2 separate regions of the Mus musculus genome follow, and region 2 is linked to region 1. A link is a loop called in an ENCODE intact Hi-C map of the cell type or tissue named here. Cell type or tissue: heart. All regions are shown on one strand.

Evidence for each region. A loop is a pair of places that touch in the nucleus more often than their neighbours do. Peaks named below come from ENCODE experiments on the same cell type or tissue, not always from the same donor. Only the 100,000 strongest peaks of a DNase experiment are listed, where the experiment ranks them.
Region 2: it touches region 1 in a loop (2.2-fold over the local background); 1 of 42 quality-filtered maps calls a loop at or near these places.

The regions. Positions count from the first base shown.
Region 1 is chr5:65,533,016-65,538,015 of GRCm38, forward strand. It overlaps Ube2k (ubiquitin-conjugating enzyme E2K), which reads left to right and starts at 4,230. Exons shown (of 7, transcript NM_016786.4): 1 at 4,230-4,531. The coding sequence starts at 4,469. It also overlaps a transcript of Smim14 not described here. In heart, CTCF peaks have their summits at 2,542 (motif pointing right), 2,744 and 3,913; DNase peaks (open chromatin) are centred at 4,176 and 4,786; H3K4me3 peaks cover 1,754 bases; H3K27ac peaks cover 1,717 bases.
Region 2 is chr5:65,335,802-65,340,801 of GRCm38, forward strand. It overlaps a transcript of Rfc1 not described here. Among named protein-coding and RNA genes, the nearest start is that of Rfc1, 2.7 kb to the left of the region's middle. In heart, a CTCF peak has its summit at 2,771 (motif pointing right); no DNase peak of the experiment used is centred here; H3K4me3 peaks cover 682 bases; H3K27ac peaks cover 534 bases.

The DNA of each region.
Region 1 (5,000 bases):
GGATTGACTACAGCTGCTGGTTCGTGCCTGGTGTCTGCCTGCTGAGAGGACTGGACTGCAGCTGCTGAGTCACGTTAGGTGTTTGCTATGGGACTGGATTGCTACTAAAGAAGATTGAGCTCGCCCCCAAATAACTAGTGGTTAACAGGTCCACTTCCCCCACACCTCCCACGACCACTGCTGGGGTGGGGGCTAGAGAGGTGCACCTTTACTAAAAGTCGGTTGCAAAAAAATTTATGCCTAGATTATCCAGTTTCTATTATAGCTCGGACACGAAGCATAATCCCTGAAAACATTTATATTTTGAAGACCCAAGTAGTGGATCAAATCATTGAGTGGGATCATCAGGGCTCTGAGTTAATCAATATATTGACCCAATGATGGGTTTATAATTTCATGGCATTATGGATGAATTGATAGACATTTTTGAAGGTGGCGCTAGAGGAAGTAGTTTACCAGCTCTAGAGGCTGGTGAGACCATTCAGCGGGTAAAGTTGCTTGTTGCTGTAGAAATACCAAATATGAGTCCTTTTTCTAGTCAATATTATACAACTTGTGTTTACAACTAGGAATTCATGTGTTTTTATCCCCTTCCTGACTTTTTACACAAAGGTCCAAGGCTTGCAGTATTGCAGGAACTTGATGGCCCAGGGTAGTGACCCCTTTCATTCTTTTCCTTTGCACCAAGTCCTTTCATTCTAATTAAGACTGTGAATCGGGACCCCAGCCAGCCAATGGGGAAGAGACACAGGCTCTACCAAATGCACTTCCTATCTCAATGTGTTGATGCTTCTGAGGACATCTTATTGGTAAAGGGTAAAGTTTGCCTTTTTCAGACTCTTCAGTTTGAATAGTGGGCTCTTTTGTCCACCCCTGAACTTATTTCTAACACTGCTAAGCCTGATGACCCTGTCACTCATATGGTAAAAGTAGAGAATTGACTCCCCAATTCTTTCTTTGGGAATAATTAAAAAAAAATTTTTTTTTTGAGTGAAGGACTTGATATTATTGGGGTCACCTTCTGTGGTCTGCCCTTACTCCTAGAACCTGGGAGGCAGAGACAGGTGAACTCTCTTGAGTTCAAGGCCAGACTGCCTGGTCTAGAGAGTGAGTTTCAGGACAGCCAAACCAAACACAGAAAAACCCTTTCTCAAAAAACCAAAAAAATCCCCTAAAACTCAAAACTAAAACCAACCAACTAACCAACCAAAAAAGAGGTGTGTGTTTAATGCAAGCACTCAGAAGGCAGAGGCAGGAGAATCTTTTTTGAGGCCAGCCCGTCGGCTGTTGAGCTCTGGGCCTGTCAAAGCTACATTGAGACTCTGTTTCAAAAACAAAAAGAAAAGAAAAACCTCAAGACAGACAAGCTATACATTTCAGCATCTATCAGGAGGAGATAAGGAGGGCGGGGAGCCATTTAAGGTGACATCGAGGTCATGGAGAATAAGCACCCACACAGTGGCAAGCCTTACAGAAAGAGTAAGGAAGCCCAAAGTGCTGGGAGAAAGAGCACAGGTGTTAAGGAGACGCATACTTAGCAGACAGAAAGAAGAAAAGCAATACTTGGAAAAGTGGGGAAACTGAGAAGCACAGCTGCCACTCAGCTCCTACTGTGCAAGGGGTGGGGCTTCTGGGACGGAAAAGTACAGCATCTCATTAGAGAACTAATTATTCCGCCTATCTCTAGTGGGGCTTAAGGTGGTCCCTTAGCCAAAGCTACTGAACCAGCCTAGCTGGAATGTCAGGTCTCCACCCAGACTACAGATTTCATTCTCTGACCATAAGTTTTTCTCTAGGCTACGTCAAACTCCCCTGACCTAGCTTGCCAAGTAGCTGGGGTTAAGGGAGTAAGTCACCTCACCCAGTTGAGAATTACTAATTTACAGATAAGTTGCAAAGAGAGCAGAGATTTAAATAGGCTCTTTACACACCTGTTAATGCGAACATTGAAAATTGTGGTGCTTTGCCAAGACCAAGACATAAAAATTGTTATACTACTACTCAGGAAGCTATTCAGATATCACTAGTTACATTCTTTTGGTTCTCTAGAATGTTAATAGAATAAATTTGAAAAGTGGGATTGTAGTTAAACAATTACTTGCATTTAAAAAATTCACAAGCCTTGGCCTGGTGTGGAGGAGTCTGTCTGTAGTCTGAGCATTGGGGAAGCCGAGTCGGAAAAGGTTTTAGTTTGTGGCCAGCCTAGGTTGTATAACAAGAGCACATAAACACACACAGAGCATACACACATACAGCTTGGCTGAGCTCTAGGTCAGTCACAGTTCACATACTTGGCTTGCACAGGCCCTGGGTTCAACCTTCAGCAGAGAAAAATATTATCGAGTCTCTTTCTCTCCAAGAACTCACCCGACCTTTATAACTAGTTCCCCCTGTCTGAGTATCCTTATGTCTCCTGAGGTTAGGCAGAGTGGGATAGAAAGTGTTTAGGTTGTATTGGCACAAATACCTACAACATTTCTAGATTTATATTATGGCAAAAATCCTTTGTAGTGTTCAGTATATAGTAGAACCCCCTCTTATCACCACTAGGGGGCTCTGCTAGAAGATCTTTTATAATTTGTCAGTATACTCAGGGAAAGGTTTTGAGTGTTTCAGAAATTTTGAACTGGGGCTGGAGAGATGGCTCAGCGGTTAAGAGCACTGACTGCTCTTCTGAAGGTCCTGAGTTCAAATCCCAACAACCACATGGTGGCTCACACCCATCTGTAACAAGATCTGATGCCTTCTTATGGACGTCTGAAGATAGCTACATAGCTACAGTGCACTTACATATAATATAAATATAAAAAGAAAAAAAAAAAGAAAAATTGAACTCTTAGAAGTTTAAACAACCTCCTTATCTCACAGATGAGGGAAACATGATTCTCGAACTGATGGTCCTCCTGCTTCTGACTCCCAATCTAGGATTACAAGCTTGTACCACCACACTCAGCTAGCATTAGTCTTAAAATGGAATACGGAACTGATCGATTAGGTGAATACATGAAACATATTCCTACAATAACACCTTCATAATTTCAAAATGTTATTTTCTTTCTTTTTTTTTTATTTTTACTTTTTTGGTTTTTCCAGACAGGGTTTTTCTGCATAGCCCTGGCTGTCCTGGAACTCACTCTGAGACCAGGCTGGCCTCGAACTCAGAAATCCGCCTGCCTCTGCCTCCTGAGTGCTGGGATTAAAGGCGTGCGCCACCATGCCCGGCGCTCAAAATGTTATTTTCAAAGTACCTCTCAGCACCCACACCATATTGTTTTAAACTCTACTAACCACTTTCAAATAGCCTCTCCACGTTATTGCTCAATTAAATAATTTTACTCGTTTCTCTTTTCTCCACTCAACTATATTCACTCAATACAAGCGCCAAACACCTTTGTAAGTTTAAAGCTCTTTCGGCCTTCTATTTCTTCAACTGTCACTATAATAAATACAGTTCTTCACATGCTTAATCCAGTCATTCCCACAGCGTGGCCGCTGAAAAACGGGCAGCAGGGAGCTTGCTAGGAATGCCAATTCTTAGGTCCATCCACACTCTAGAGATAGGTGCTAACAATCTTAACCAGCTCTCCAGGGATTCCGAGGCACTTTCAAGTTTGAAAAACACCTTAGTTCTGCAGTTCAGCATTGATTATCTAAACAGGGCAAAGATGTAACTTCTGGCTTTTAAACCCATCACAGGCCTCTTTCTGGCAACACCTGTATCAATTACAAGCCGTGGGACACAACCATTACACAACCTTAAACATCTGTAATACCTGAGATGACCGAATAATAGTTGCCTTATCATGGTTCCAGAACAAAAGCTACGGCAGTGGATTTCCCGGGGGTTTACCAACGGACGCTGGGCAGGACCCAGTTCCTGCATAGCTTTTTCCTCCGCTAGACACAGGGAGGCACTTCGAGCCCGTGGGTTCTGGGTCTGGCCGAGTTAGAGCGGGGCTCGGCCCGGCTAGGGCCGGGGACACCCGCCAGGCCGGGCTCCCACCTCGGGTCCCAGCCTAGGGACTGGAGGTCTCTCTGTAAAGGAGGCCGAGGGGCAGGGGAGGACCCGGCAGGCCCAGACCCCGCGGACAGGCCGCGAAGCCGCACCCTCCTGGCCCCAGCCGCCGGCAGGGCGGAGCCACGCGGCCGAAGCCCCGGCTGAGACGCGCGGCGCGGCGCGGCGCGGGCTCGCTGCTGGAGACGTATGGGGCTCCCACTGGAGCGGCTGCGCCGCCCGGTCGGGTCAGCGTGGTGCGCATGCGCGGACCCGGCGCCATTTTGGTGGCCGGGCGCGGAGGTGATTCTACAGTGAGGAGGAACGCGACGGCGAGGGTGGCAGTGGCAGCGTTCGTGTGCTCGGGTCTGAATCGCTGAGGGAGGAGGCGGCGGCGGAGGAAGAGGTGGCAGCGGTGGCGGTGGTCGTAGCGGTGGCGGAGGAGGCGGGTACGAATCAGCTGCGGGCAGAGACATGGCCAACATCGCGGTGCAGCGAATCAAGCGGGAGTTCAAGGAGGTGCTGAAGAGCGAGGAGGTCAGGAACGAGCTACCGGACGCCCCCATCTCAGCCCCGGGCGGCAGGGCCCCTTCCTTCCGCGACCCCCGGCGGGCCCTGGCCGGCTTCGCTGCGGCCGCCTCTCTGCCTCTGGGGAAGCGGCGGCCTCCCCTCCTCCTCCCGCCGCCTTTCCCTCCCCTCCCCGGGCCCTGGGAGAGGCGGTCTCGCGGGCGGCTGGCCGGCCGGCCGGCCTGGGGAGGAACGGGGTTTGGAGGGCCGATGCCGAAGCACTCGTCGGGGGCACGTGAGCTCTAGAGGGAGCCCCGAGGCGGTGGCGGCAACATCTGGAAGTGTGACTAGGCGGTGGGGAAGAAGGAGCAGGCCGAGAAAACCCGGGAAGTGGGTTGGGGGAAGGGGAAAGGTAGTAACTGGATCCCCCGGCCGCAGCGCACCCCCCAGGCCCACGCTTTTCGGGGTGTTCTGGAGATCGCCGGCCGGGGCCTTTGCT
Region 2 (5,000 bases), 200 kb before region 1:
CAATTTGGGATCTGAGGCTGACTTCCTCTAAGCCGGGTTCCCAGGTGGCTTCCTTCCTGCAGTACACGCACGTGCTGCAAGGGCAGTGCTCTGTAGCCGCTTCCAGAAGTTCTTACTGCCACCACGGTAGGATGAAGTGTATTCGATGCGCCCCGCAAAGGTCAACTGTTCTCATCAAACTTTACACTGATTTATTTTATTTTTAATGTTTGACCTATTGATTTTGGCTCAAACTAACAGACCCTTAGTGAATGGACATTTTTTTTAACTTTTTAATACATTTATCTATTGAAGATGGAATGACAAGCTGTGGTCAGAGAACAACTTTCAGGGAACCTTCCATCACGTGGGTATATGTTTGCATTTAACGGACTGTTTACAGTAAAGGCATTTTGTTTGTTTGGGGGGGTTGTTTTTCTGAGGCAGAAGATCATGTGACTTGTCCAGGTCCCAAACTCCTTATGTAGCTGAGAATGACCTTGAACTTCTGATTTCTCTACTGCCTCCCAAACGCTGAAATCTCAGATATATGCCAACACTCCTGCTTTACACGATGCAAGGGATCAAACTCAGAGCTACTGTGAATGCATGCAACCAACTGGGCAACCCTCAGCCCCAATGTCTTTGCTCTAAAACTACCAAGCTAAGAGAACTAGCCCCCGGGACTGGAGAGATGGCTCAGCGGTTAAGATCACTGACTGCTCTTCCAAAGGTCCTGAGTTCAAATCCCAGCAACCACATGGTGGCTCAAAACCATCCGTAATGAAATCTGATGCCCTCTTTTGGAGTGTCTGAGGTCAACTACAGTGTACTTACATATAATAAATAAATCTAAGAAAGAAAGACAGGAAGGAAGGAAGGAAGAAAACTAGCCCCTTAATTCCTTCCTAAAGCTTCATTAAGTCTCTTAAAGAATAGTCAAATCTTTGACATAACCAAGACACGCCCACACAGGGGAAAAAAAAAAAAAAAACAAGAAAAGATTTAGGATAAGCAAGCTTTGGAAGCTGCTCTTGCTATGAAACTCTAGTGGGCCTGCCTCCACCACCCCACTGCTGGGATTATAGGGGTGGTAGCCCACACCTGGCCAGCAAGTTTCCTATGAGTAAATGAGCAACCTGGTTGTGGAATAGAAATTAACAATTGCATATAACTTTAAGAGAAAACGTGACTATCAAAGAATTTAGTGTAGAGGGCAGTATCAAACTTTGGCCTTGAACTTTGAAATCTTTTTCTAACCACTTCTTGTTGGGTCTTGTCATTTTATGACACCATATCTACTGGGAAAGACAGTAAAGCCTTCAGGAATACAAGAGTTTGTATTTAAGTAGATGTCTATTGCAACATAATTTTGGTTTTTTGAGTGAGGATTTCTCTATGTATTCCTGGCTGGCCTGGAACACAATATGGATTCGCCTGCCTCTGCTTCCCTGAGTCTGGGATTAAAGGTGAGTACCATACTCTGCATTTTTTGTAACATGTAACCCACATGCATTTTTTGCACTGTTCTGGGTTAAAATTCACCAACAATAATAATCCCCAACTTAGAAACAAGTGAACAGTCACTGGTGAGAAGGACTTCCCTGCTTAGGTCCCTCTGAAGCCATTCGTTCAGTTCCTGCTCTACTATGTAATAGTTACAAGACCATAGAGAAGTAATTGTGACTCAGGGTCCTCATCTGTTAAGACACAACTATTTCTGCCACATATCAAGTAGTAATAGCATTCTCTGATGGTGCTGGTGCTGGTGCTGGTGGCGGCAGCAGCAATGGTGGTTACTTGATTTGGTTTGAGTTCAATTCAGACAGTCTCAGTGTATAACCCAGGTTAGTCTCAAACTTGAGATCCTCCTGACTCACCCCCCTCCCCCGCCCCCAGTACTAGGATTACAGGCATGCACCATTATATGTGGATGACCACAGTGTTTTTAAGTCAACAATGATCATCATTATTATAAAGCTTGCACACATGTGGCAGAGATAACCAGAAGGACCCTGCTTCAAAAACAAGATGGAAGGAATGCGAGTCAACTCTTAAAAAAATCTGTCCTCTGATGCCTATACACACACACACACACACGCACACACACACGCACTGGCAGGCGTGTGCTCACACTCAAAAGCACAAAATCAATTAAGTGGGAGAGCACTCCAAAATTAGATGCATCTATACTCCACAGCTTTGCTTAGGACAATAATTGGTTGATATATTGAGATAATAATTGATAATAATTGGTGATCCATTGAGAAATCAGTAAAATCTGTGAACTAATCTCTAGAAAGATGTACACAGCAGATGTATGATATAATTTTGTTCATATAACATTACAACATACACCAATGCACAGTAATCTTTGTGCTTTACATCAATGACTAAGATACATAAAACTTACCTATGCCAGCTATGGTGGCATACACCTTTAATCCCAGCACTCATAGCTCATAGGCTAAGATCTCTGTGAGTTCAGCCCCTTGTGCACCCTTCCCCCCCCCAAAAAAAAAAGAAAGAAAAAGAAAAAGACCATGGGGGTTGGAGAGAGGACTCCACAGTGCACATGCTGCTCATGCCAAGTTCCCAAAACTGGGTTCCTGTCACCTACATTGCACTTCCAAGGGATCTGTGCCCTCTTCTGACCTTCTCGGGCAATGTGTATATATGGTGCACATACGCACATACCTCCTCACAGATATACATACTACACATAATTTTATTTCTTTTAAAACCATTTTTACTTATTATGTAGACAGTGTTCTCGTGCATGTATGCCTGCAGGCCAGAAGAGGGCACCAGATCCCATTACAGATGGTTGTGACCTACCCCTGTGGTTGCTGGAGATTGAACTCGGGACCTCTGGAAGAGCAGCCAGTGCTCCTGACCTCCGAGCCATCTCTCCAGCCCTACACATAATTTTAAAATAAATCTTTTTAAAAATAAAGTCCTTATCTCAGTTGTGGTTTCCATTGCTGTGAAGAGACATCACGACCAAGGCAATTCCTATAAAGGACGTTTAATTGGGGGCAGTTTACAGGTTGTGAGGTTCTGTCCATTATCATCATGGCAGGAAGCACTGCACTGGCAGAGCTGAAGTTCCGGTGCACATCTGCCATCCGAAGGAAGCCAGGAATAGACTGTTGCTAGGAAGCTAGGAGGAGGGTCTCCAAGCCCACCCTCACAATGACACACTTCCTCCAACAAGGCCATACCTCCTAATAGTGCCACTCCCTGGGCCAAGCATATTCAAACTACCACAACCCTAACCATCAAAAAAGAAAAAAAAAGAAAACTTGCAACTGGGTATAGTGGCTCACACCTTTAATCCCGGCCCTTGGGGAAAAGAGGCAAGAGGGTGTCTGAGTTCCAGGCCAGCCGGTCTACATAGCAAGTTCCAGGACAAGCTGAGGCTATACAGAATGATCTAGTCTCAGAAAAGAATGAAAAAGTAAACTTGTATAGTTTTGTATCGTTATTTTTAGTATATATTTTTCTTTTTTTTTAAAGATTTATTTATCTATTTATTTATTATATGGAAGTACACTGTAGCTGTCTTCAGATGCACCAGAAGAGGGCATCAGATCTCATTACAGATGGTTCTGAGCCACCATGTGGTTGCTGGGATTTGAACTTCGGACCTTCGGAAGAGCAGTTGGGTGCTCTTACCCACTGAGCCATCTCACCAGCCCCTTCTTTTTCTTTTTAAGACAGAATAGCGTGTATTTTAGATTGCCCTCAGACTTGCAGTGTAGCTAAGACTTCTTGAACTTCTGATCCTCCTGCATCCACTTCCCAAATGCTGAGTCAGATTACAGACCTGCACCACCACACCCATTTTATACCAGACTGGGGACCCAACCCCGGGCAATTACAGTAGATGCTACTAACTGCTGAGCCATCTCTCTAACCCCTGTTTGTTGTTGTCTGTCTGCTTTTCCCTAATGATTGAAGACTTCATGTTGAAAAGACACATCTAAATGGAAATATTATGTCTTAGATCTGCTTATATAGTGCTCAATACTTTTGCTTGAATCCTTAAAAGAGAGGCTGTGGGGATTTCTTTTTTAATCAACAAAGCCAATTTTGTGAAAATCAGAACTATTTTCCTTCCCACTTGGGAACAGAAATGCTAGGGGAATTGTCTGTGTTCCATGAAAAAACTCTCTGTTCCAAAAGTTAGAATATTGACAATAGGATCTTTCTTAGTTCTTCCTCATCTTGTGAACAGTTGGATCTGATAGTTCCTAATCCACATACATGAGCCTCATCCCCAGACACAGGCAGTGCTCTGAAAATGGCATAGAAGCAAGGCACGGGACCTGACTCCTGGCCCTCCTTTATATTCTAATCACATCTGTGTGACTCCTTATCAATGCCTCTGTCTCCCTTAACCTATCTAAGCCGTAGGACTCCTGACTCACTTTGAAACCATCCTCAAGAGCACAATGGTCACATTGTCTTTCACTAGACTTTGAAAAATCAGCAGAAATCAATTGAATCTTCACTGTGCCGCAACAAATGACCTTCCACCCTCTGGATAAATATTTGCAAATCCTGATTCATTGGGTTCGTTGGAATGTTTTCCTCACAGAAAACAGTCTGTCAGGCAGTCCCTCTGTGACATCTGCAGTCTGAACCCTTGGTTCGGACTAATGACCTAAATGACCTTGGAGACATTTAGGAATACAATCATCTATCACCATTCAGAGCAACACATTCTAATTTAGGAAATCAGGTATGAACTCCATCAGTGAGCTTAATTCTTAGATGATACCCAATTAGCATGTTAACTCTTGAGTGGACTACAGGTATATAAACTTTGCCTGGTGGTTTTTATATCCTATATCTGATAGGAAGTTCCCACCAAGCAAATCTACATACTTACTTACTGAAAAAGGACTTTCCCTTTTAAAATAATAAAATAATAAGTGTATCATTTCACGGTTAACACACAAATTTGATTATGTGCATAACCTCAAATTATAATTCCCTAAAATATCTATTGGCCT